Regions from separate parts of the Homo sapiens genome. Here all the other regions are linked to region 2. The links are chromatin loops, found by intact Hi-C in ENCODE. Cell type or tissue: PC-9. All regions are shown on one strand.

Evidence for each region. A loop is a pair of places that touch in the nucleus more often than their neighbours do. Peaks named below come from ENCODE experiments on the same cell type or tissue, not always from the same donor. Only the 100,000 strongest peaks of a DNase experiment are listed, where the experiment ranks them.
Region 1: it touches region 2 in a loop (7-fold over the local background); 10 of 110 quality-filtered maps call a loop at or near these places.
Region 3: it touches region 2 in a loop (16-fold over the local background); 4 of 110 quality-filtered maps call a loop at or near these places.

What each region holds. Positions count from the first base shown.
Region 1 is chr7:24,398,665-24,406,664 of GRCh38, reverse strand. The region is part of intron 1 of LOC107986777 (a long non-coding RNA gene); the gene reads left to right. Among named protein-coding and RNA genes, the nearest start is that of NPY, 120 kb to the right of the region's middle. RefSeq lists enhancers at 1-48, 95-154, 4,084-4,738, 4,739-5,393, 7,358-8,000. In PC-9, CTCF peaks have their summits at 4,299 and 4,500; a DNase peak (open chromatin) is centred at 4,484; H3K4me3 peaks cover 459 bases.
Region 2 is chr7:24,719,808-24,727,807 of GRCh38, reverse strand. All of the region lies in intron 3 of GSDME (gasdermin E), which reads left to right. Among named protein-coding and RNA genes, the nearest start is that of GSDME, 34 kb to the left of the region's middle. RefSeq lists enhancers at 151-370, 691-1,372, 1,373-2,056, 2,741-3,424, 7,148-7,247. In PC-9, CTCF peaks have their summits at 4,656 (motif pointing right) and 6,024; a DNase peak (open chromatin) is centred at 5,867; H3K27ac peaks cover 1,351 bases.
Region 3 is chr7:23,567,025-23,575,024 of GRCh38, reverse strand. No RefSeq gene overlaps it. Among named protein-coding and RNA genes, the nearest start is that of CCDC126, 26 kb to the left of the region's middle. In PC-9, CTCF peaks have their summits at 4,046 and 4,250 (motif pointing left); a DNase peak (open chromatin) is centred at 4,244.

The sequences.
Region 1 (8,000 bases), 320 kb after region 2:
GAGGGAGTCTTTTAAAAATGCTATTTATAGTGCATAATCAACCTAATCCTATTTGCAAGTACAGTATCATACATAATGAGCCATTTGATTTGCAAATTTTCTAATACCATTAATCTGACAACTTTTGTGCCAGGTCAGAATGCCTGAGAGGCCTGCCTTCATTAATAACATCTTACAGCTGATACTTCTGTGGTTTATTTCACATGTGTGGGCGTGTACAGGAAGGGGATATTCTAGAAGGGAGGGTGTTCTCTGTACCCTTGAGTCAGGCCTTTTGTCTCAGCTTGTCGGAGTCATCAAATGGTACAGGAGTAGGTGTTGAATAGCAAGGTTCTGTTCCTGATTTGGCCCCTCACACTTGTCTGTGTGATCTTGAACCAGTCATGTACCTTCCAAGGGGAACACATGATCCTCTCCTCCAGGCAGATCTCCCCAAACCCCCCTAAGTGGGTGCCTCTCACCATATCCCCCCAGTTCTCCATGTGCATGCTTCTATCATACAACCAACGGCATTGTATTGCAGCAGTTTTTTCCCCCAGTGTGTTTCCCTTACTGGAATGCAAGCTCCATAAGGGGAATGCAAACTCAGTAAGGGGAGGGTCTGGGTGCTATTCACCTTCAACTGCCAGAACCTAGCAAGTAATGGCACACAATAGGAAATCAACACATTTGATCATCAGAATTGAACTAAGCTGTCTTCAAGTTAGAAAAGCCAGTGATTCTAAGTTAGGCAGTATTCAGGGAGAAGTAAAATGGGAATGTTCAGATAACATTCGCTGGTGAATCTGATCATAAACTGTGACCGATACTGTTGAAACTAATTATTCTTATCCTTGACTACATATTAGAATTGTCTAAGGAACTTAACAAGAAATAAATAAAAACAGTGCTCCTTCCCTGCCCCCTCCAGCAAGATTCTGACTTAATTGGTTACTGTTCCCACCCTTTTCTACAACATGGGGTCATAATTAACCCCCTCTTCCCAAGTGATTCTGTGTGCAGCCAGGGATGAAGATCACTGGTCTAAACCTTACTCAAAGTCAGTATCAAGCTATTACTAGCTAGTAGAGTTTTCAAACTTCATACATAAAGCATCAAACAAGTAATTCATGCTCATTATATAAAAAAACTTAGAAAAATACATATAAGCAGAAGAAAGTGATAAAAATATCTATAATTATACTATAGAGAGCTCCTTTTTACATTTTGCTACATATACATTTTTTTCTCTAAGAAAAACACAGATTCTGTCTTGTAACTTACTTTTTTCCCACTCAGCAGTGTATTGTAAACATCTTTCTATGTTAGTAAAAGCATTTCTTCACCACTGTTGATTAATTTTTAATGGACAGAACAATAGTGTGGTGCTTCTTTCAACCTGTTTCTTTGCAGACCAACATAGGGCATCCTCTTATGCATGTTTAGAATTTAGATTTGCTGCAGAAATAGTGTTGTTTTCCTTAACATCTCAAACAATCATTTCTCACACAATGCATCTAATAAGGAGTATTTTCTACTTTTGGGGTATCTATTCCATTTCAGATACAACTAGAGATCTGAGGATAAAAGATCAGGCCAGACTGGATTTCTATGGTAGTATTGATGCTAACCAGCCTACTGTTTGACAGAAAGTTTTTTTGGGAAACTTTTTATGTTTTGAATCCTGTACATAGGATAGATAAAATCATGATACTCAGGTTACAAATGGTAGTAATTTTAATGTTTTTATAAAATTATTTTATGTGTAAAGATGATATAATTGGGTAAACAAATACTAAATAAACTTTGTGTTTAACCTAAATCACAGTCTAGAAACAGAATACCAACATAGTTGTAAAGAGTAAAAAAATTAAGAAAATAAAGTAATTTTTAAAAAATCACTAAAGATATCTGTGGGGATTGTCTGGTTATCCAATTATCTCCTGAATCTCCCCAAGATTCTGAGTTGAGACACTTTTCTTTCTCCCATGCAACTCCCCACCCCATCCCCAAAACAAAAATTCTGGGAACTCTGGAAACCATCTGCAACACTGAGGCACTGTCACTAATACTAAACACTTGTGACTCACACCTGTAATCCCAGGACTTTAGGAGGCCGAGGCAGACAGATCACTTGCGGTCAGGAGTTCGAGACCAGCCTGGCCAACATGGCACTTTAGCCAGGTGTGGTGGCGCACACCTGTAATCCCAGCTACTAGGAGGCTGAGGCAAGAGAATCACTTGAACCTGGGAGGCAGGGGCTGCAGTGAGCCGAGATCATGCCACTGCACTCCAGCCTGGGCGCTGGAGGGAGACTCCATCTCAAAGAAAAAAAATAAAATACCATAAACACTAATGCAGAGGGTGGGTACTTCATCTCTTCTCTCCCAGGCTTGCCCTTTGTTCCCCTGGAGAATGTGAGTGGACTTACCAGACTTGTCCGGTGGGGTGCTCTGTGTTTCAATATTTGTGTATCCCTTTCTTACCATTTTGAATTAATTCCTGAAAATTCTGCCACTAAGTGAAAGCTGTTACATGAAAAATTATTTTTAATGGGGAAAATTATGATTAATTTCATCCCAATCCAATATATCTAACCAATTTTTACAGGTGAAAAGAAAACATTTCAATTGAATGATAAAGATAAATATATATGAGCAATGTACAACAGTTTGAAAATAAGTAAATGTAATGTGTGGATGAAAAGTGAGAAAGGTTTATGATACTCACCAAGGGGGGAAGAGAAGCTTGATCACAGGTGGTGGTGGATAGAGAGAGTGTCAGGTGTAAGAGGTGGGGAAAAATCAAGTGACCAATTTAGGCAGAGTGTCTGGGCTCATCAGCACACTCAAACTGCACTTAATAAGATTAAAGCACAGGCAAACATCATTAGGGCAACACAAAGGTGAGAACCTTTGAAAACAGGTAGAAATCGTGCATGGGCACCACAGACTGAAGAGCCGTAGAATCTGCTGCATCCTCACCCCCATTATTTGGTGTGTGCAAGAGTAAAATATCTGGCATTCATCCAAACATGGGGCAGGATTCAAACTTGCTCCATATGATATTTGCTATCTAGAAACTGTGATATTGTGTAAATTGATTCATATGTGTTTTAACTGGAACTGTAATGTTGAAATAGTACTTCTCATGATGTGTTTACTTGTGTGCTTTTGAATAAAAAATCATGACACACACAGACAGAAACATACACACAGACACACATATATACATATACAGACACACATACACATATACATGTAGACATACATACAGACACATACACACAGACAGATGGACATAGACAGACACAGCACACACACATAGACACATACATATATGCAGATGGACACACACACACACACACACACACACACACACACACACATACACCCTGCATAGTCTATTGCCTGAAATCTGGTTTAACTTTCCAGAAGTCATTATGGTGAAATATCATTAACCAAAAGGCTCTCTGTCAGGTAAGTCTGTACAAATATGCCCTAGTCAGAGACATGGTTTCGGTATTTTAGGAAAAGGTAATGTGAGTCTGGATGTTTCATTTGTGTGGGTCATTTCATTCATCTGGATAAAGTACAGGATTTTTCATAATGAGCCTGCTTTTTAATTTTTCTAATTTTCATTTCCATTAAAGAGACAGTTTACCGGTAGTTCAAAGATTTGTGTGAGTACAAGATGGATTTACGATAATTGTGGAATGTATAATGAATACACAAAAAGGTTTTAGGAAAGCACACAGCAGTGATCACATTTTTCGAGAACAGTTGTTGAGTCTTACTGGTGGCAATGATCATTCACTTTTTCAGCCAGTCGAATCTCTTGTTGCTGTGTTAATAGCTCAGTCATATTTGTAGTCATTTACATGTTTTCAGGCATTAGGCATTCCATTTGGTTAGAGCATGAGAAATTTTTGACATTAGGAAATAAAAATGCCTTAAATATTATTTGTTAATTGTTTGACATTGGCTGTTAAATTATCAGAGCAGCACCTATAGTAAGGGAATAAATTATGAAGCTGAATGCTAAAAACAATGCTTACCCTTTCATAAGACTAGACTACATTTTTTAAGCAAAGGATAAAGCCCGAGTCTTTTCATTCTATAGGTGACATTACTATATAGTTAAGCATCTTAACCAAGTCAGAAACAGAACAAAACGGCCAGGAGTAATTTTAATTTTGCCATCTAATGTATGAGAGGTAGGAAATACTATGTCTCAATTTTTTAAAAATGAAAACAAAACACTAGAAAGGCTCTAAAATAAAACACTCTTTTCACAGTTCTTCAAGCAACCTACCAACCTCCTACCAATTCAAACTACAGTTCTAAGGGGGAAAGAGGCCTCTAGTAATTTCGGGGTTGTGGGGGAAAGGCATGGGGCTTACTGAACGGAAGATAATGAAAGTCTTGTCTTGCTACTCTGCATTTTTACCTTGAATTTATTAGGTGTATGCTTTCCCTTTCTGTAATACATTATGCACTCCCTCTAGTGTCAGAATTTGTATATGATCCGAAACCAAGTTTGATAAAGTGCTGCTATAAACATTAGAGTAAGGTTCAGGCTTCTAATTGTGCCATATTTCAAAGATATTAAAGGCCACCTAATAACATGAAGAACAGCCCTGCATGAAGTCACCCTGGCTAAGAAAAGAACGCATATTTTAACCTGTGTTATGAAGAGTTTCATGCGCGTCTGTGTGAACAGACCACCAAACAGGCTTTGTGTGAGCAACATGGCTGTTTATTTCACCTGGGTGCAGGCAGGCTGAGTCCGAAAAGGCAGATAAGTGTCGGGGGGGCGTTTTATAGGATTTGGGTACGTAAAGGAAAATTACAGTCAAGGGGGTTTGTTCTCTGGTGGGCAGGAGTGGGGGTCGCAAGGTGCTCAGTGGGGGTGCTTTTTGAGCCAGGATGAGCCGGGAAAAGGACTTTCACAAGGTAATGTCATCACTTAAGGCAAGGACCGGCCATTTACACTTCTTTTGTGGTGGAATGTCATCAGTTAAGGTGGGGCAGGGCATATTCACTTCTTTTGTGATTCTTCAGTTACTTCAGGCCATCTGGGCGTATACATGCAAGTCACAGGGGATGCGATGGCTTGGCTTGGGCTCAGAGGCCTGACATTCCTGCTTTCTTATGTTAATAAGCAAAATAAAACAAAATAGTGTTGAAGTGTTGGGGCGGCGAAAATTTTTGGGGGGTGGTATGGAGAGAGAATGGGTGATGTTTCTCAGGGCTGCTTCAAGCGGGATTAGGGGTGGCGTGGGAACCTAGAGTGGGAGAGATTAAGCTGAAGGGAGGTCTTGTGGTAAGGGGTGATATTGTGGGGATGTTAGAAGAAACATTTGTCGTATAGAATGATTGGTGATGGCCTGTATACAGTTTTGGATGAATTGAGAAACTAAATGGAATAACAGAAGGAGAAAAACAGGTATAAAAGGTCTAAGAATTGGGACGACTCAGGATATCTGATTAGAGAGTGCCTAAGGAGATTCAGCATAGTCCTGCCCGCAAAGATTATTTATTTACTTCAAGAGTTAAGAGTGGCAGTTTGGGGATAGCACCAGGAGATTATCAGCTGTGATGGCTTGGAAAAACAGTGTAAACCGGCAGTGTAAACAAGAGCAGGGCATGTATGAGTAGTTGAGAACGAATAGGAGTATGACTAGACAGAAGATAGTAGGGATGACAAGTTTTTTGGGGGCACAGTCTAAGTTGGTCTGGTGTCTGGAATGAGACTGGGGCCTAATAAAAACGAGCGTCTATACAGAAGCTTAAATGGGCTGTACCCTGTAGCATTCCGAGGACAGGCCTGAATTCTGAGAAGGGAAAGTGGTAAAAGTATTGTCCAGTCCTTTTTAAGTTGCTGGGTGAGCTTGGTGAGGTGTGTTTTTAAAAGACCTTTAGTCCGTTCTACTTTTCTTGAAGATGGAGGACCGTAAGGGATATAAAGGTTTCACTGAATACTAAGAGCCTGAAAAACTGCTTGGCTGATTTGACTAATAAAGGCTCATCTGTTATCAGACTGTAGGAATTATGTCTGACAGAAGGGAAGAAATGACTGCGGTGGCCTTCTCAGACCCTGTAGGAAAGGCCTCTACCTATCCAGTGAAAGTATCTACCTAGACTAAGAGGTATTTTAGTTATCTGACTCAGGGCATGTTGAGTAAAACTAATTTGCCAGTCCTGGGTGGGGCAAATCCTCCAGCTTGATGTGTAGGGAAGGGAGGGGGCCTGAATAATCCCTGAGGAGTAGTAGAATAGCAGATGGAACACTGAGAAGTTATTTCCTTGAGGATAGATTTCCACGATGGAAAGGAAATGAGAGGTTCTAAGAGGCGGGCTAGTGGCTTGTACTATAGCATAACCTGCCTTTGCTGGTGTGTGGCGATTAGGCCTGGTGGAACTGCCATCAATAAATCAAGAGTGATCAGGGTGAGGAACAGGAAAGAAGGAAATGTGGGGAAATGGGGTGAATGTCAGGTGGATCAGAGAGATACAGTCATGGGGGTCAGGTGTGGTATCAGGAATAATGTGGGAGGCCGGATTGAAGTCTGGGCCAGAAACAATGGTAATTGTGGGACTTAAAGAGTGAGTACAGCTGAAGGAGCCGGGAAGCAGAAAGTATATGCGTCAGGTGTGAGGAAGAAAATAGAATTTGGAAGTTATGAGAGCTGTAGAGAGTGAGTTGAGCATAGTTTGTGATTTTGAGGGCCTCTAAAAGTATTAAAGCAGCGGCAGCCACTGCACGCAGACATGATGGCTAGGCTAAAACAGTAAGGTCAAGTTGTTTGGACAGAAAGGCTACAGGGTGTGGTCCTGGCTCTTGTGTAAGAATTCTGACTGCGCTAATCATGCCTAGGAAGGAAAGGAGTTGTTTTGTAGAAGGTGCTGGGGTTTGAGAGATCAGTTGGACACAATTGGCAGGGAGAGCACGTGTGTTTTTATGAGAATTATGCAGAGATAGGTAACAGATGAGGAAGAAATTTGGGCTTGACTGAAGTAATGGGGGCTGTCTGTGAAGCCTTGCGGCAGTACAGCCCAGGTAATTTGCTGAGCTTGATGGGTGTCAGGGTCAGTCCAAGTGAAAGCGAAGAGAGGCTGGGATTAAGGGTGCAAAGGAATAGTAAAGAAAGCACGTTTGAGATCTAGAACAGAATAATGGGTTGTAGAGGCAGGTATTGAGAATAGGAGAGTATATGGGTTTGGCACCACGGGGTGGATAGGCAAAACAAGTTGGTTGATTGATAAGGCACAGATCCTGAACTAAACTAACTTATAAGGCTTGTCTGGTTTTAGGACAGGTAAAATGAGGGAATTGTAAGGAGAGTTTATAGGCTTTAAAAGGCCATGCTGTAACAGGTGAGTGATAACAGGCTTTAATCTTTTTAAAGCGTGCTGCGGGATGGGATATTGGTGTTGAGTGGAGTAAGGGTGATTAGGTTTTAATGAGATGGTAAGGGGTGCATGATCGGTCGCCAAGGAGGGAGTAGAGGTATCTTATACTTGTGGGTCAAGGTGGAGGGATACAAGAGGAGGAAGCAAAGGAAGCTTTGGATTGGGAAGAAGGGCGGCAATGAGATATAGCTGTAATCCAGGAATAGTCAGGGAAGCAGATAATTTAGTTAAAGTATCTCAGCCTAATAAGGGAACTGGGCAGGTGGGGATAACTAAAAAGGAGTGCTTAAAAGAGTATTGTCTAAGTTGGCACCAGAGTTGGGGAGTTTTAAGAGGTTTAGAAGCCTGGCTGTCAATACCTACAACAGTTATGGAGGCAAGGGAAACAGGCCCTTGAAAAGAAGGTAATGTGGAGTGGGTAGCCTCCATATTGATTAAGAAGGGGATGGACTTACCCTCCACTGTGAGAGTTACTCGAAGTTGGGCGTCCGTGATGGTCTACGGGCCTTCTGAGGCGATCGGGCAGCATCAGTCTTCAGCCGCTAAGCCGAGAAGGAGTCAGTCAGAGAGCCTTGGGCCAGAGTTCCAGGGGCTCTGGGAGTGGCT
Region 2 (8,000 bases):
AATCGGCAGATGAAGGAGGCAATGGTGTGTGTGTTCCAGGATTTTAGGGGGGCAGTTACTGAAATAAAACTCTGCCATCTCTGTAGACTGGAGGAGGTTGGTTATCAAGAGAGAAGCAGACTTTCCCACTTAATGAAATGTCACAAAGGCAAAGCCAAGGAGTTTACAGGCAATGTCTGTGGACCTAATTTTCCTACTCTACAGCTGGTGTGTGAACACACGTGTGATCCTTTGTAAACTGTAGTTTTAGCCAATAAATCAAAACCCTTGGGAGAAGTTCTGGATTTACTAAAGCCTTTATCATCAATACATATCTCTGTTTCTGTGGGTTAGTAATTCTTGCTTAATATTCCTTGAGCAGCAGGCTGGCCACCACCTTTTGGCTCTCTGTCATGTCCCCATCTCTGTTTCTGGGGAGATGTTGAAACCAGCTCTGGCAGTACTGCACCATTTCCTCAGTCTGCATTTGTACCTTTCACTTTTTGTTGTTCTTTAGAAGAGTGTAGTGGAAAAGCACACTGGTCTCAGAGTCAGAAGATGCAGTTCCTGATTTTGGCACTGCCACTAACAGGCCATGTGGTTCAGGTGGGCCTGTCACCTCTCTGGGGCACATTCTTCACTAATGAGCAGAGACACTGGGTTAGATCTAGGTGATCAGGGCCATCCCCCTCCCATGTCCAAGCAGACACTGCCACTTAATCACAGCTTTCTTCCTCCTTACTGTCTTCCAGCCCACACTCAGCCTTAGAATCCTTTTCCTACAGCCAGGCAGTAATAGCTGATGGATTAATCAAGGTGAAAATAAAGATGAACCTGAGTTTCTGCCCAGAGCTAGATAATCCCCTTGGGTCCCTTCTAGTTTTATAATTTCTCCACAGCAGACTCAACAAAAGCTCCTGCTCTGTCATGATGTCCCCTGGGGTTTGGAGAGCCTTACCAGGCTCCCCAGGGTTTCCATTGGAAACTCTTCCTCGAGGCCATTGGTTTTTTTTTTTTTTTTTTGAGACGGAGTCTCGCTCTGTCCCCCGGGCTGGAGTGCAGTGGGCGATCTCGGCTCACTGCAAGTTCCACCTCCCGGGTTAACGCCATTCTTCTGCCTCAGCCTCCCGAGTAGCCAGGACTATGCCGGGCTGATTTTTTGTATTTTTAGTAGAGACGGGGTTTCACCATATTAACCAGGATGGTCTCGATCTCCTGACCTCGTGATCCGCCCGCCTCGGCCTCCCAAAGTGCTGGGATAACAGGCGTGAGCCACCGCGCCCGGCCTACCATTGTTACTATCAAGGGTTTTTGTGTAAGAGGACCCTGCTAGTGGTGGCTGCCTTGGCCTCTTCCCTGAGAAACTTGCATCTGGCCTGGTGCCTGGAGCATAGCAGAACTCAGGTATTTGTGGAGATGAATGAAGGAGAGTTGAAGTGTGGGGTCTGCATGACAAAGCTCGCCCTCCTGTGTCTCTGCAGGAGGCATCCCCGGGACCTCCTTTATGCTTTGGTAAAGAAACCTGCTTCCCTCCTTTTGGATATTGTCAGACTTTTAAAAGTTGTCTCTGGGTTTCTCCTCTGTGAGTTTGCATTTTGGCTCTTGAAAGTCTTAGAAGCAGAGAAAATGGAAATTAAAGCTTCAGGCTGGGAGAGGAGGCGGCTTCATTAGGGCTGGGCCTGGGGAGCTGATGGATGCTGGAAGAGCTGGAGCCTCCCTTCCTGCTGGGCTGCTCTGGTCCCCAGCAACCACGCTGGGCTCTGAGCCACGCTTCCCTCCCTCCATCTCTGCCTGCCGCCTCCCAGCAGCTCCTGCCTGGTCTCCTTTTCCAGCCATCTCTCGTCCTGTATCATGTAGCTGCTGTCTTGAATGTATCCGCGTCTTGTATCCAACTCCTGTCCTGTGTCCATGGAGCCATGCTCTTAATTGCTTTGAGGGTCCACTTCCTTAAGGGAGGGGACCACCCCTCATATTGTCTTATGCCCAATTTCTGCCTCCAAAGAAAGAAAAAGTAAAAACTAAAAGGCAGAAATGAAATCCACAAGCAGACAGCCCGGCGTCACACCCTGGGCCTGGTCGTTAAAGATTGACCCCTGACCTAATCAGTTATGTTATCTATACATTACAGACACTGTATAGAAAAGCACTGTGAAAATCCCCATCCTATTTTGTTCCAATCTGATTAGCAGAGCATGCAGCCCCCAGTCACGTACCCACTGCTTGCTCAATCGATCACGACCCTCTCATGCGCACCCCCTTAGAGTTGTGAGCCCTTAAACGGGACAGGAATTGCTCACTCAAGAGCTTGGCTCTTGAGACAGGAGTCTTGCCGACGCTCCCGGCCGAATAAACCCCTTCCTTGTTTAACTTGGTATCTGAGGAGTTTTGTCTGCGGCTCGTCCTCCTACACCTGGCTGAGGGCTCCCTTATAAAGCATCCTGAAAATTCTGGCCATTTCTTTGACCACCCTGGAAAGGGGTCTTGACTTGCCTTCCCTGCCAATAGTGGAAGGAAAAAAACATTTACAGAGCCCCTGCCATCTGCTGGGTAGAGTGTGGGTCATTTAATGCAAGATCTCACTGAACGTAACCCTCATAGCAAATTCTCAGTTTACAGATGTGCAAACTAAGCTTCAGGACTGGAGCAGTAGCTCAGCTAGGAGGAGATTGAGTTAGTCTGTTTGCATTATTATAAGGAAATACCTGAGACTGGGTAATTTATACAGAAGAGAGGTTTAATTGGCTCATGGCTCTGCAGGCTGTACAGGAAGCATGGTGCCAGCATCTGCTCTTGGTGAGGCCTCCAGAAGCTTCCAGTCATGGAAAAAGGTGAAAGAGGAGCAAACATGTCACATGGCAAGAACAGGAGCAAGAAAGAGGAACAAGAGAGAGTGAGGGGGAAGGTACCACACTCTTAACCAGTGTGAACTCAGAGTGTAAACTCACTCATTACTGCAAGGCGGGCACCAAGCCTTTCATGAGGGATCCACCCCCGTGACCCAGACACCTCCCACCAGGGCCCACCTCTAGCACTGGGGATCACATTTCAACATGAAACTTAGAAGGGACAAACATTAAACCACATTGGAGCAGGGAACCGATTCCGGGATGACTCCAGGTCTTTGTGTTATATCGACCTGCCAGGTACGCGCAGAAGGGCAACCTCACAGTAGAACTGGGTGGGCGGAGTTGAGCCAAGCCCCTGAGTGAGGAGAGGGAGTTCTTCTCGACTGAGTATGCACCCCCTTCCCCTGCCTCCAGACTTGCTCCTTTGGGGCTGGCCCTTTCTGTTGAGGATATACGCCTCTGCCTCAGTGGCCTCCTGTTCTTGCTTTCACGTTGCCGCCCCCGCCAGGAAGAACAAGGAGCCTGCCCTTAGATGTGTGAAGCGGATGAAGAACCTCTGCTTGTTCATTTTCTCCTGGAAGAGCTTCTGCTCCATTTTCCCTGTCTTTGGGCATTGGCTCCTGGCTGGACTTGGGGAGAGGGTCTCATTCCAGTCCTGCCCGGGTTTATGTGATAAACCATTCATTTTATCCCCCAGCTGGGTGGATAGCACAGGGCTAGGCACCAATAAAAAGAGCAAGTACTTTGTCCTCCAGGAGCTTACAGTCTGTCCAGAAGGCCTTTTTTTAAAATACTTTTTTTTTTTTTTGGAACTGGGCAATCTATTCACATGGTTTAAATGTCAAAAGGTCAAAAGAGAAAAGGTGAAAAGCCCCTCCCCGCCATCTGGTTCCCCACCCAAGAGGCGACCACTACTAATAGTTTTCTGTGTCTCTAAAGCCATTCTGTCTGTGTTGCTCAGTGGCTCTCACAGGGCCCGAGAGGAAAGAAATCAGGACAAGTTGGGGAAGAACTGTCAAATGGCACAGGGCGGCAGCCACGAGGAGAGTGAGATGGGCTTGGGGAGAACAGGCAGGCATGGATATTCTGATAAGGATTCCCAGAGGACTTGGGTATAACTTGCTTTTCCAGCCTCCATCTACTGGTCTGGTTACATAGGCAAGATATTTACATATAGAAATGAACATAGCAATACAAGAGTTAATAGAGATGAAGATTCAATTCCTAGTACAGCCCAAGGGTGCCCTCACCCAGAAGAGGGAGACAGCAGCTATGGGTGCTATGGCCATGTGGGCCATTGTAAAAGACCTGGGCTTCACAGCTGTGTGACTTTGGTTACTACCATCAACCTCTCTAGGCTCTTTTTTTTTAAACTCTTCTGAAACCCTCAACTGAGAGTTTTAAATGTTTTGTTTCATGAACTCTATTAGCAGTTGAAGAAACCCATGGGCCTCTTTAAATGCTTATAATAAAATATATAAGGTTATACAGTAAACAAATTGCATTGAAATTTGGCTGGTTTCTGCACTAGGCGGGCACAGGGGAGCCCTGTTGCATGGTGATTTCTGTTCTGAGGAGGGCCAGAGCCAGGGTCTGGTGACCTTGAACTGTTCTGGGTCTGCACCTGAGAACACCGTCCCCAGGGGACACCAGCTCTCCCCCTGGGGCTGCTTGGGGCTTGGTGGAATTGACTGAGGGAGGAGATGGGGAAGAATTCCCTCCCGAGATTGCTTTTCAGAGAGTCAAACGAAAAATCCATTTTCCCTGATGTGTAGCTTCCCCGCTGTCCCTGTGGGGCCTCTCCTAACTGAAGATGATTAAATATTTCCAGCATTTGGTTTCCAAAAGGTGGCAGCACTGTCCTGGGAAACAGAATCCCAGTGACTTGGGTGGAAGTGTTTGCTGCTAGGTGGATGATGCCTGCAGTTTCCGGCAGCCCTGCCTTGGTTGCCCAGGGAAGGATTCCCAGTGGCCTGCATGAGCTGTGGCTGTGTGACACGTTTCTGGTCACCCGAATCCTAGCCTTGGAGACAGTCTCCGTCCCTGGGCGAGCTTCTGTTCCTGCGCTGTGGTGGGTCCGCCCCACAGAGACCTTTTGAAGGCAGCGACTCAGCAAGCGTCTCAGGACTGCCCTGTCATCGGATACAGCAGGCAGTTGCCTGCCCACCTGCGTAGATGGCTGCCCCTCTCTTTTGGTGTTTGAGGTGGGGGTTCTGGAGGGAGGTGGGCATTTTAAGCAGTGGAGTCTTGAGTAGTCTAGGCTGAGCTTTTTCTTTTCAAACAATTTCACACTGGCTAGGAGCAGTGTCCAGTGTTCAGTGGATTCTGTTTAGGGCGGGTAGGAGGGCTGTGATTTCCAATCCAGCAGAGTCACATCAGACTCCTAAAGGCGGCAGTTGTGGGGTCGTCACCAGGCGGTGATGTGTCTGACGTGCGTCTAGCTGGGAGGAGCCCATGCCTTAGTTGTGAGGGCACAGACAGACGTTCAAGAATCTGCTAGAATTTTGAGCAATAGAAGGAAGAGACCATTGGAAAGGGAACAGTTGAATGTATGTTCTGACCGGTGGTTACAATGGCTTTTATCTTTAAAGTCTTTGCCTATGGGACCAAGACATGCAATCCCTTAGGAAGATCGCATCTGCTATGCACCATTTTTTGATCCAAGCTGCAGATCCTCCATTTCCCCCATCTTCCGTGTCTTCTGTCTTTCACACGTGGATGCACAAATACATATGTACACATTCATTCAACCAATAGAGGAAAAAACCTCACAAGTTTTATTTACTCATTTATTCCAAAAATATTTCCTGAGCTCTTCCTACGTACTAGGCATTGATCCTGGCCCTGAGATATGCAGTCAACAGGAGAGCACACTCACCACCTCTGTGGGGTTTATATTCTTGATGGAGGAGGCAGGCCATGAGCAGATAAATGAATGAGCTAGAAAAATATCCTGTGGAAATGTGCTCTCCAGAGAAGTGATCTTAGGGTGTGATAGCATGATGGGGGTGCAGGGAATGCTTCCCCGAGGAGGTGACCAATGAGTCAGTGAAATGTGGCCATCAGGGAATGTGTGCCAACGCCTCGGGGTAGGCACACACCTGGCATTTTTAAGGAGTAGTAAGAAGGCTGGAAGATAAAGTCAACAGGGGGCAGGGCAGATCACATGGGGCCTCAGCCTGGGAACGCACTGGACATGGGATATAGCCATTGAAGGCTTTTAAGAAGGGAGTGATGTGGAAACGTACCTCTGATTCAATTCAGTGCCCCATAATTCCCATGCAGGGCACACACTGTGGCTTTGTTTTGTGAGCCTCATAGAGGGACACGGGAAGGTGGGCGGAGCCAGCTAGTGTTTGTGTGGCATTTAACTCTGTGCTCGGCACACCCTAATGGCTCACTGCATGCATGTCATCTAAACCCTGACGGAACCCCATGAGGAGGGGGCCCTGTTACCAACAGTTCATGCACGAGAAAACCTAGGTGCAGAGGTGGCCCTTCACTCGAGCTTGCCCAGTGGGAGGGCAGAGCTGAGATCCGAACCCCAGCCCTGCAGGCTCCAGGGTCCCTGTTTCCTGTTCCTTCCTGGAAATGGAGTCTCTCGGCAGCTTTGTGGTTGTCATCAATGTATTTTTATCACGTGTGAGACATTTTTATAATTTGAATTTCCTTAACCAGTACTAAGATTGAACCCGTTTTTCCTATGTCTTATCTATTTGTTATTGTGGTAAAATAGATGAGACACAACATTTACTGTTGTAACCATTTTTAAGTGTAAAATTCAGTGGCATTAAATACATTCACCCTGTTGTGCCGTCATCTCTACTCTGCATTTCTAGAACTTCTTCGTCACCTCAACTAGGAACTCTGCAGCCATCAGGCAGCGAAGCCCTGCAGCCCCGGTAACCTCCAATCTGCTTTCTGTCATTATGAATTTGCCTGTTCCAGATATTTCATATGAGGAACCACACAATATTGCTCATTTGTCCCTGGAGTGTGTTACTTGGCATAATGTCTTCAAGGTTCACCCATGTTGCAGCAGATGTCAGAACTTCACTTCTTTTTTTTTTTTTTTGAGACGGAGTTTCGCTCTTGTTGCCCAGGCTGGAGTGCGGTGGCACAATCTCAGCTCACCGCAACCTCCGCCTCCCGGGTTCAAGCAATTCTCCTGCCTCAGCCTGCTGAGTAGCTGGGATTACAGGCATGTGCCTGGCTAATTTTGCATTTTCAGTAGAGACGGGGTTTCTCCATGTTGGTCAGGCTGGTCTCGAACTCCCGACCTCAGGTGATCCACCTGCCTCGGCCTCCCAAAGTGCTGGGATTACAGGCATAAGCCACTGTGCCCGGCCCAACTTCATTTCTTTTTATGGCTGTATGATATCTCATTATATGACTATAACACATTTTGTTTCTCCATTCATCTGTTGATGGACACGTGAGTTGTTTCTATTCTGGGCAGGTGATTACATTGAGATGGGACTTTCCTAGCTACTCACTCCAGTTCCAGGGCTACTTTCTGAAGCCCAGAGAACCTGAGTCTGTCTAGGATGGGTGACCCAGCATGTGTGTGGTCAGGGATGGGTGCTGAGCTTTTCAAGGTAACTAACCTCTTAAAAAAAGACCAGCATGGATACCATAATTTTTCTTGTGCTGTCACCAACTCTAGTTTGGTTCTTTTCCTGTCCATTTCATAGAATCATAGTATTGAATGAGATCTCCAGAGAAGTTATTTCATCATTTGCTTCTAAGCATGAAATCATCTCCTGTAAATAAAAATTTAGTCTGTTCTTGAAAGTTTGCAGAATTTCAAGTGGCTGGGTGGGAGCCCCAAATCTCTGCTGAGTGACTCTGGATAGGCCATGCATAACCAGCCTCAGTTTCCCCATGTGTAAAAAGACATCAAACCCCTTCTAAGAGATGAAACATCTTTCCTAGACAGGTTAAGAAGTTTCCTCTTAGTTCAAATCTAATTTCCTTCTTGCTACTCATACTTTAGGCCTATTCCTTTCTCAATGAGAAGCAATTGGTCACCATTCCTCCCATCATAATCCTGTATTCCCTGGGCCATGGCTGTGACGTCTGACATCCTTCAGCTCTGATTAAATAAAAAAGTGGAGTTTCCAGGGTCTAAGGTACATGGATTGCAGTTTCCTTCCTGGTTAGTTTTCTTTTCTT
Region 3 (8,000 bases), 1.2 Mb after region 2:
CAACTTGGCCAAAGTCTCTGGGGCCAGCCTAAGGCAAAAGACTAGACATGCCATGAACAGCAGTCGAGAAGACAGGACCTTGCCTCCTCACTGTTACATACTTAAAAATTTTTGAACTAAACGGGAGTGGGGGTGGCTCACGCCTGTAATCCCAGCACTTCGGGAGGCCGAGACGGGCGGATCACGAGGTCAGGAGATCGAGACCATCCTGGCTAACACGGTGAAACCCGGTCTCTAATAAAAATACAAAAAAAAAAAAAAAAAATTAGCCAGGTGTGGTGGCAGGCGCCTGTAGTCCCAGCTACTCGGGAGGCTGAGGCAGGAGAATGGCGTGAACCCAGGGGCAGAGCTTGCAGTGAGCCAAGATCGCGCCACTGCCCTCCAGCCTGGGCGACAGAGCGAGACTCCGTCTCAAAAAAAAGAAAAAAAAGAAAAAAAAAGACAGTGGGGACGACCTAGTTTCTCCAAGAAAGAAAAAAATATATGTATCAAGGGATCTCAGGTCCAGGAAGAACACCAAGTGTAGAGTGACACATCAAGGGTCTTGGGAACAGCCCTGAAGAATCTCTACCTCCTGGGAACATTAGCATCAGCCAGTGGCCTAGCTGTCCCTCTGCAGACAGGCTCAGTCCTGATGAGCCAGCTCCCTGCTAAGCTACCAAAGGAGGGAAAGAAATGTGCTTCCAGGGCCATCCAGACTTCTTCGCTGGCTTGCTTTGGGCAATCTTTTGAATCAATGCTTAAAACTGAGAAATGTTTTCTCACTTTGTGACTTAAGCCAAAAGCCTGAACTTTTTTTTTATAGCAGGTATAAAATCAGTGAAGCATTCCTTAATTTTCTACTTCTTTGTGGGTTTTTTGGTAGTTCAAATATGTGTGTATATATAATTATTCAACATGACTTTCTGCAATCTAGTTGAAGTGAATAATGTAAATATTTCGATTTCTATTTTGTGTATGATTTCTTTTCTCACTTTATTAACCATTATTATTATTTTGAATTATTTTGAATTTTCATCCTGGACAGTGATTGTTATTTATCTGTTTTAAATGTTTAGCCATTCAAAATAATTATTATTTTGTATTATTTTGAATTTTTATCCTGGACCGTGATTGCTATTTATCTGTCTTAAATGTTTAGCTTCTATTTTCAAAATAATTTATTCTAAACCTAGAAAGGTCACACTGTTTTCTGTAATCATTGTGCGGTTAAAATAATATTGGGCAGGCATGGCGGCTCCCACTTACTATCTGGCATTTTGAGAGTTCAAGGCAGAAGGATTGCTTGAGCCCAGAAGTTTGACATCAGCCTGGGAAACATAGGAAAATCCCAGCTCTACAAAAAATAAAGAATTTGCCAGGTGTAGCAGAATGCACCTGTGGTCCCAGCTACTTGGGGGGCTGAGGCAGAAGGATCATTTGAGCCTGAGAGGTTGCAGCTGCGGTGAGGTATAATCAAGCCTCTGCACTCCAGCCTGGGCAACAGAGCAAAAAGCTATCTCAAAATAAATAAAGGCAATCATTCATCTCACTAAACAAACAAACAAACAAACAAACAAAAAAACAAATATTTGGTCAAAATAGTTGAAATGAAGTGGAATTTTAAATCTAGTTTTCTGGCCGGGTGCAGTGGCTCACGCCTGTAATCCTAGCACTTTGGGAGCCAAGGTGGGCAGATCACTTGAGGTCAGGAGTTAGACAGCAACCTGGCCAACATGGTGAAACTCCGTCTCTACTAAAAATACAAAAATTAGCCGGGCGTGGTGGCACGTGCCTGTAATCCCAGCTACTTGGGAGGCTGAGGCATGAGAATTGCTTGAACCCGGTAGGCGGAGGTTGCAGTGAGCCAAGATCACGCCACTGTACTCCAGCTTGGGTGACAGAGCGAGACTCAGTCTCAATAAATAAATAAATAAGTAAATTTAGTTTTTTGAAAATTTGACTAAACTTTCATGTACATATATAATACATATTTCATATGTATTTTTATATATATATATATATATATTTTTTTTTTTCCTTGAGACAGGGTCTTGCTCTGTCATCCAGGCTGGAGTGCAGTGGTGTAATATTGGCTCACTGTAGCCTTGACCTCCCAGGCTTAAACAATTCTCCTAATTGTGTGTGTGTGGATGGGGTCTCACTATGTTGCCTGGGCTGGTCCCAAATTCCTGGGCTCAAGTGATCTTCCTGTCTCAGACTCCCAAAGTGCTGGGATTACAAGCTTAATATATTTTTACAAAAATAAAACTATTTACAATTCTAGCACTGTGTCCATTTAGTTGCCAATGTAAATAATCAGTTATTCATTTTAAGCCCCTTTGTCTAAACCACATATATATATATTTAGTAATATGAATTGCTCATTATTGCAAATGCACCTCAGCTGCTAGGTTTGTGTGTTGCAAACACAGTGTTAATTTGTGAGTAACCTGAATTGGAACATCGAGAGAAGCAAAGAAATGGATCCCCAGCACTACTGAGAAACGATGCTTCATTATGTGAGATTCTAATGTATTTGTAGCATCTGAGAGGAAGGATTTGTCAAGTTCTGTAATTAATTTATTTTATCCCTTACCTGAGTTTTTTTTGCCACTCAAGTGTTTTCTATGCTCCGAAGCAGTGCCCATCTCCAAGGCTGGCAACAGTACAATCTAAAGACCTTTGCAACATTCTAATTCAGCCCCCTTTTTTAAGGACGTAGAGCAAGATATATGGATGCATTGCCCTGGAGCCTGAATAACATCAGTCACAACAAAGAATATGCAGGGTCACAGGTCAGGCTGTGCCAGCCCTAAATATGAAGTCAGTGGCCAGGGTGCCCATGTGTACTTTTTATGTCATTGTGATACACGAAGAATTCTGAAGTGCAGATCTAGAGCAGAGGCCCCTCTTGTCCAGGTCTAAGGTACTGCTTTTATGTTGCTTCTTGTTTGCTACAAACAAAAATATGATGAACATCCTTATTTCTGTCTCCCTGATTGTCAATGAAGGGTTCCTCTAGGATATATTCTCAGGAGTCAAATTGTTGTAGAGAGTCACAGAGTACACATATTCTTAACATCACTGAGTATTGCTCTGTTGGACAGCTGTGCTACCTTACACTGCTGATAATACATAAATATTTCCTTGTTCTCTTTTGTTTTTTGTTTTTTGTTTGTTTGTTTTGTCAGAGACAGGGTCTCACTCTGTCACTCAGGCTGGAGTGCAACAGTGTGATCATAGTTCACTGTAACCTCAAACTCCTGGGCTCAAGTGATCCTCCCACCTCAGCCTCCCTAGCAGGTACACACCACCATCTCCAGCTATTATTTTCATTTTTTATAGAGACAGGGTCTCACTACGCTGCCTAGGCTTATATTTTGAATTCAAATATATCATTTTCAAAACCAAAATGGTATTGTTCTCAACCTACTCTTTCACAATTTGAATTTTTCATTTGTCTAGTTTGATATTGATCCATTGGCTAAACACTTTATAAGCAAAGTTATCTAACCAGTAACCACTCATTTGTACTAGCATCTGATCTATATTTCTGCCTCCTTCATCCAAGTAGTATATTTGCTTGCCAGAGCACAGACTTCAGCAAACTAATAGGAACTGTCTCAAGGGAGGTGGAGCAAGATGGCTGAAAAGAACCCTCCAGCAATCGTCCCTGCACAGGAACCTCCAATTGGACAAATCTCCACGTAAGAAAGCACCTTCACAAGAATTACAAAATCAGAGGAGCAATCACAGTACCTGGTTTTAGCATAATAAGAAGAAAAGACACATTAAAAAGGGTAGAAGGGACAGTCTCACATTGCCGACACAACTCCTCCCTTAACCCCAAGCAACTAAAGCAGCTTGTAGGAAGAATCTGTGTGCTGGAGGGGTGGGTGGGGAAGGAAAGGGTGGTAAAGCCTGAATAAGTGTTAGTGGCAGCCAGGCCATAGTGACCTCGGTCTTTGTGTGACCCCTAGTGCTGCACTGGTCAGGAAGCTATGTTCTTGGGGTGTAACCTAGCATAATACCAGCTGTGATGGCCACAGAGGTGCCCATATAACCCCTCCCCCAACTTCAGGCAGCTCAGTGCTGAGAGAGACTCCTTCTATTTGGGCATTTGGGTGACAAAGAGGAAAATGAATGAGTGACTTTCCCTTGCAACTCAGGGATTTCTCCCTGATCATCCCCACGTCCATCTGGGCTGGGTATCTAGGAGGCTGGAAGAGAGTCACAGCATAACTGGGCTTAGGGTGCCCTCTGGTGCTGAAATGGCTGCAGTGACCATAGACAAGAACCCAAGAGTTCCTTTTGAATCTTTTGAAGGCCCTCTGAAGGACAGGAACAAACTAAGTCAGACTGTGAGAACTGGAATAAATACCCACCTCTCCAATGCCTGGACATCGATGAATGTCCACAAGCATTAAGAACATTAAGAACAAAGCCGGGCGCAGTGGCTCATGCACTCCCAGCACTTTGGGAGGCCAAGGCGGGCAAATCACAAAGTCAGGAGTTCAAGACCATCCTGGCCAACATGGTGAAACCCCATCTCTACTAAAAATACAAAAATTAGCTGGATGTGGTGGTGCATGCCTGTAATCCCAGCTACTCAGGAGGCTGAGGCAGGAGAATTGCTTGAACCTAGGAGGCAGAGGTTGCAGTGAGCCAAGATCGTGCCACTGAACTCCAGCCTGGACAACAGAGTGAGACTCCATCTCAAAAAAAAAAAAAGAACAGAACATTAAGAACAAATATCACCTCACCAAACTGACTAAATACAACACCAATAACTGACCATGGAGAGATAGAGACATATGACCTCTCAGACAGGGAATTCAAAACAGCTATTTTGAGGAAGCTCAAAGAACTTCAATAAAACAGAGAAGTAATTCTAAAATTTATCAGAGTTAACAGAGATTGAAATAATTTTTAAGCACAGAAAACTTGGAGCTGAAAGATGCAATTGACAAGTTTAAAAATGCGTCAAGTGTGTCAGCAGAAGAACTGATCAAGCAAAAGAAAGAATTTGTGAGCTCAAAGCTATTTGAAAATATGCAGAAGAGAAAAAAGGAAAAAAGAATGAAAAAACACTTAAAGATATAGAAAATAGCCTCAAAATAGCAAATCTAAGAGTCACTGACCTAAAAGAGAAAGTAGAGAAAGAGATAGGGATAGAAGATTTATTCAAATAAATAATAATAGAGAAGTATGCAAATCTTGAGAGCAATATTAATATCCAGGTATAAAAAGGTCAAAAATCACCATGGGGATTCAATTAAAATAAGACTCTCCAAAGCATATAATACTCAAACTCTCAAAGGACAAGGACAAGGAAAGGATCCTAAAAGCAGCAAGAAAAAAAAAACGAGTAACACATAAAGGAGATCCAATATGTCTAGTAGCAGACTTTTCAGTGGAACACTTATAGGACAGGAAGGAATGATATGACATATTCAAAGTGAAGGAAAAAAACTTTTGACTGAAAATACTGTTTCCAGCAAAGCTATCCTTCCCATATGAAGGAGAAATACTTTCCCAGACAAACAAAAGCTGAGATAATTTATCACCATCAGATCTGTCTTACAAGAAATCCTAAAGGAAGTTCTTCAATCTGAAAGAAAAGGATGCTAACAAGCAACAAGAAAGTATCTGAAGGTATAAAACTCACTGGTAAAAGCAAGTACATGGACAAATTCACAATACTCTAAAACTGTAATTGTAGTGTAGAAACCACTTATGTTTTAAGTATAAAGATTAAAAAATACATGAAAAATAATACAGCATTTTATTAAGTGGAAGACACTATAAAAAGATATAAAGTGATGCATCACACAGACCAATGGGAAAGAGAAATTATTTTAAAATTTAAAAATTAAGATAAAGGCTGGGCGCGGTGGCTCATGCCTGTAATCCCAGCACTTTGGGAGGCTGAGGCAGGTGATCACCTGAGGTTAGGAGTTCCAGACCAGCCTGATCAACATGGTGAAACCCCAACTCCACTAAAAACACAAAAATTAGCAGGCACGGTGGCTCACGCCTGTAATCCCAGCACTTTGGGAGGCCCAGGCGGGCCCATCACTAGGTCAGGAGATTGAGACCATCCTGGCTAACAAGGTGAAACCCCGCCTCTACCAAAAAATACAAAAATTTAGCCAGGCATGGTGGCGAGCACCTGTAGTCCCAGCTACTCGGGAGGCTGAGGCAGGAGAATGGTGTGAATCTGGGAGGCAGAGCTTGCAGTGAGCCGAGATCGTGCCACTGCAGTCCAGCCTGGGCAACACAGCGAAGACTGTCTCAAAAAAAAAAAAAAAAGAAACCCGTCTCTACTGAAAATACAAAAAAATAGCTGGGCATGGTGGTGCACGCCTGTAGTCCCAGCTATTCGGGAGGCTGAGGCAGGACAATCGCTTGAACCTAGGAGGCGGAGGTTGTAATGACCCGAGATTGCACCACTACACTCCAGCCTGGGTGATAGAGCGAGACTCTGTCTCAAAAAAAAGAAAAAATCAGCTGGGTGTGGTGGCAGGTGCCTGTAATCCCAACTACTCAGGAGGCTGAGGCAGGAAAATCGCTTGAACCTGAAGGCAGAGGTTGCAGTGAGCTGAGATTGCCCCATTGCACTCCAGCCTGGGCGACAGAGCAAGACTCTATCTCAGAAAAAAAAAAATTTAAGATAAAAAATATATAAATTGAGACCACAAAAAAATGAAAATGTGAGAGGAATGCAGTAACAGTATAGAATTTTTTAGTTTTGTTTTAGCTATTTCTTTTCTTTACAACGTTGTCATCAGTTTTAAATGACTTCTTATAATTATAGGATTTTTTTTGTAACCCCCATGGTAACCACAAAACAAAAACCTATAATAGACACACAAAAAATAAAAGCAAGAAAGTGAACCACACTACCAGAGAAAATAACCACAAAGGAAGACAGTAAGAAAGAAAGAAGAGTTAGAAAACAACCAGAAAACAGGTAACAAAACGGCAATAAGAAGTCCTTACCTATCAATAATAGCATTGGATGTAAATGGACTAAACTCTCCAATTTAAAAACATAGAATGGCTGAATGGATAAAAATAAAAAGACTAAACTACATACTGCCTACAAGAAACTCACCTCACCAGCCGGGTGCAGTGGCTCACGCCTGTAATCCCAGCACTTTGGGAGGCCGAGGTGGACGGATCACGAAGTCAGGAGATCGAGACCATCCTGGTTAACACGGTGAAACCCCGTCTCTACTAAAAATACAAAAAATTAGCCAGGCGTGGTGGCGGGCGCCTGTAGTCCCAGCTACTTGGAAGGCTGAGGCAGGAGAAAGGGGTGAACCCAGGAGGCGGAGCTTGCAGTGAGCCGAGATTGTGCCACTGCACTCCAGCCTGGGCGACAGAGCGAGACTCCGTCTCAAAAAAATAAATAAATAATAAATAAAATAAATAAAATAAAAAAGAAACTCACCTCACCTATAAAGACACACATAGACTGAAAGAGAAGGGTGGAAAAAAAATGTTTCATGCAAATGAAAACCAAAAAAGAGCAGGAGTAGCTATACTTACATCCGATAAAATAGACAAAGTCAAAAACTGTAAAAAGAGACAAAGAAGGTCATTATATAATGATAAAGGAGTCAGTTCAGCAAGAGGATATAACGGTTGCAAATATATATGCATCCAACACTAAGGCACCCAGACATATAAAGCAAATATTATTCTAGCTAGAGAGAGAGAGAGACTTCAACACAAGAATAGTAGAACATTTCAACACCCCACTTTCAAAACTAGATAGATTTTTCGGACGGAAAAATCAACATAGAAACCAAAATTAAGCCGGGCGTGGTGGCTCATGTCTGTAATCCAGCACTTTTGGAGGCCAAGGCGGGTGGATCACTTGAGGTCAGGAGTTCGAGACCAGCCTGTCCAATATGGCGAAACCCTGTCTCTAAAAATACAAAAATTAGCCGGATGTGGTAGCAGGTGCCTGGAATCCCAGCTACTCGGGAGGCTGAGGCAGGAGAATCACT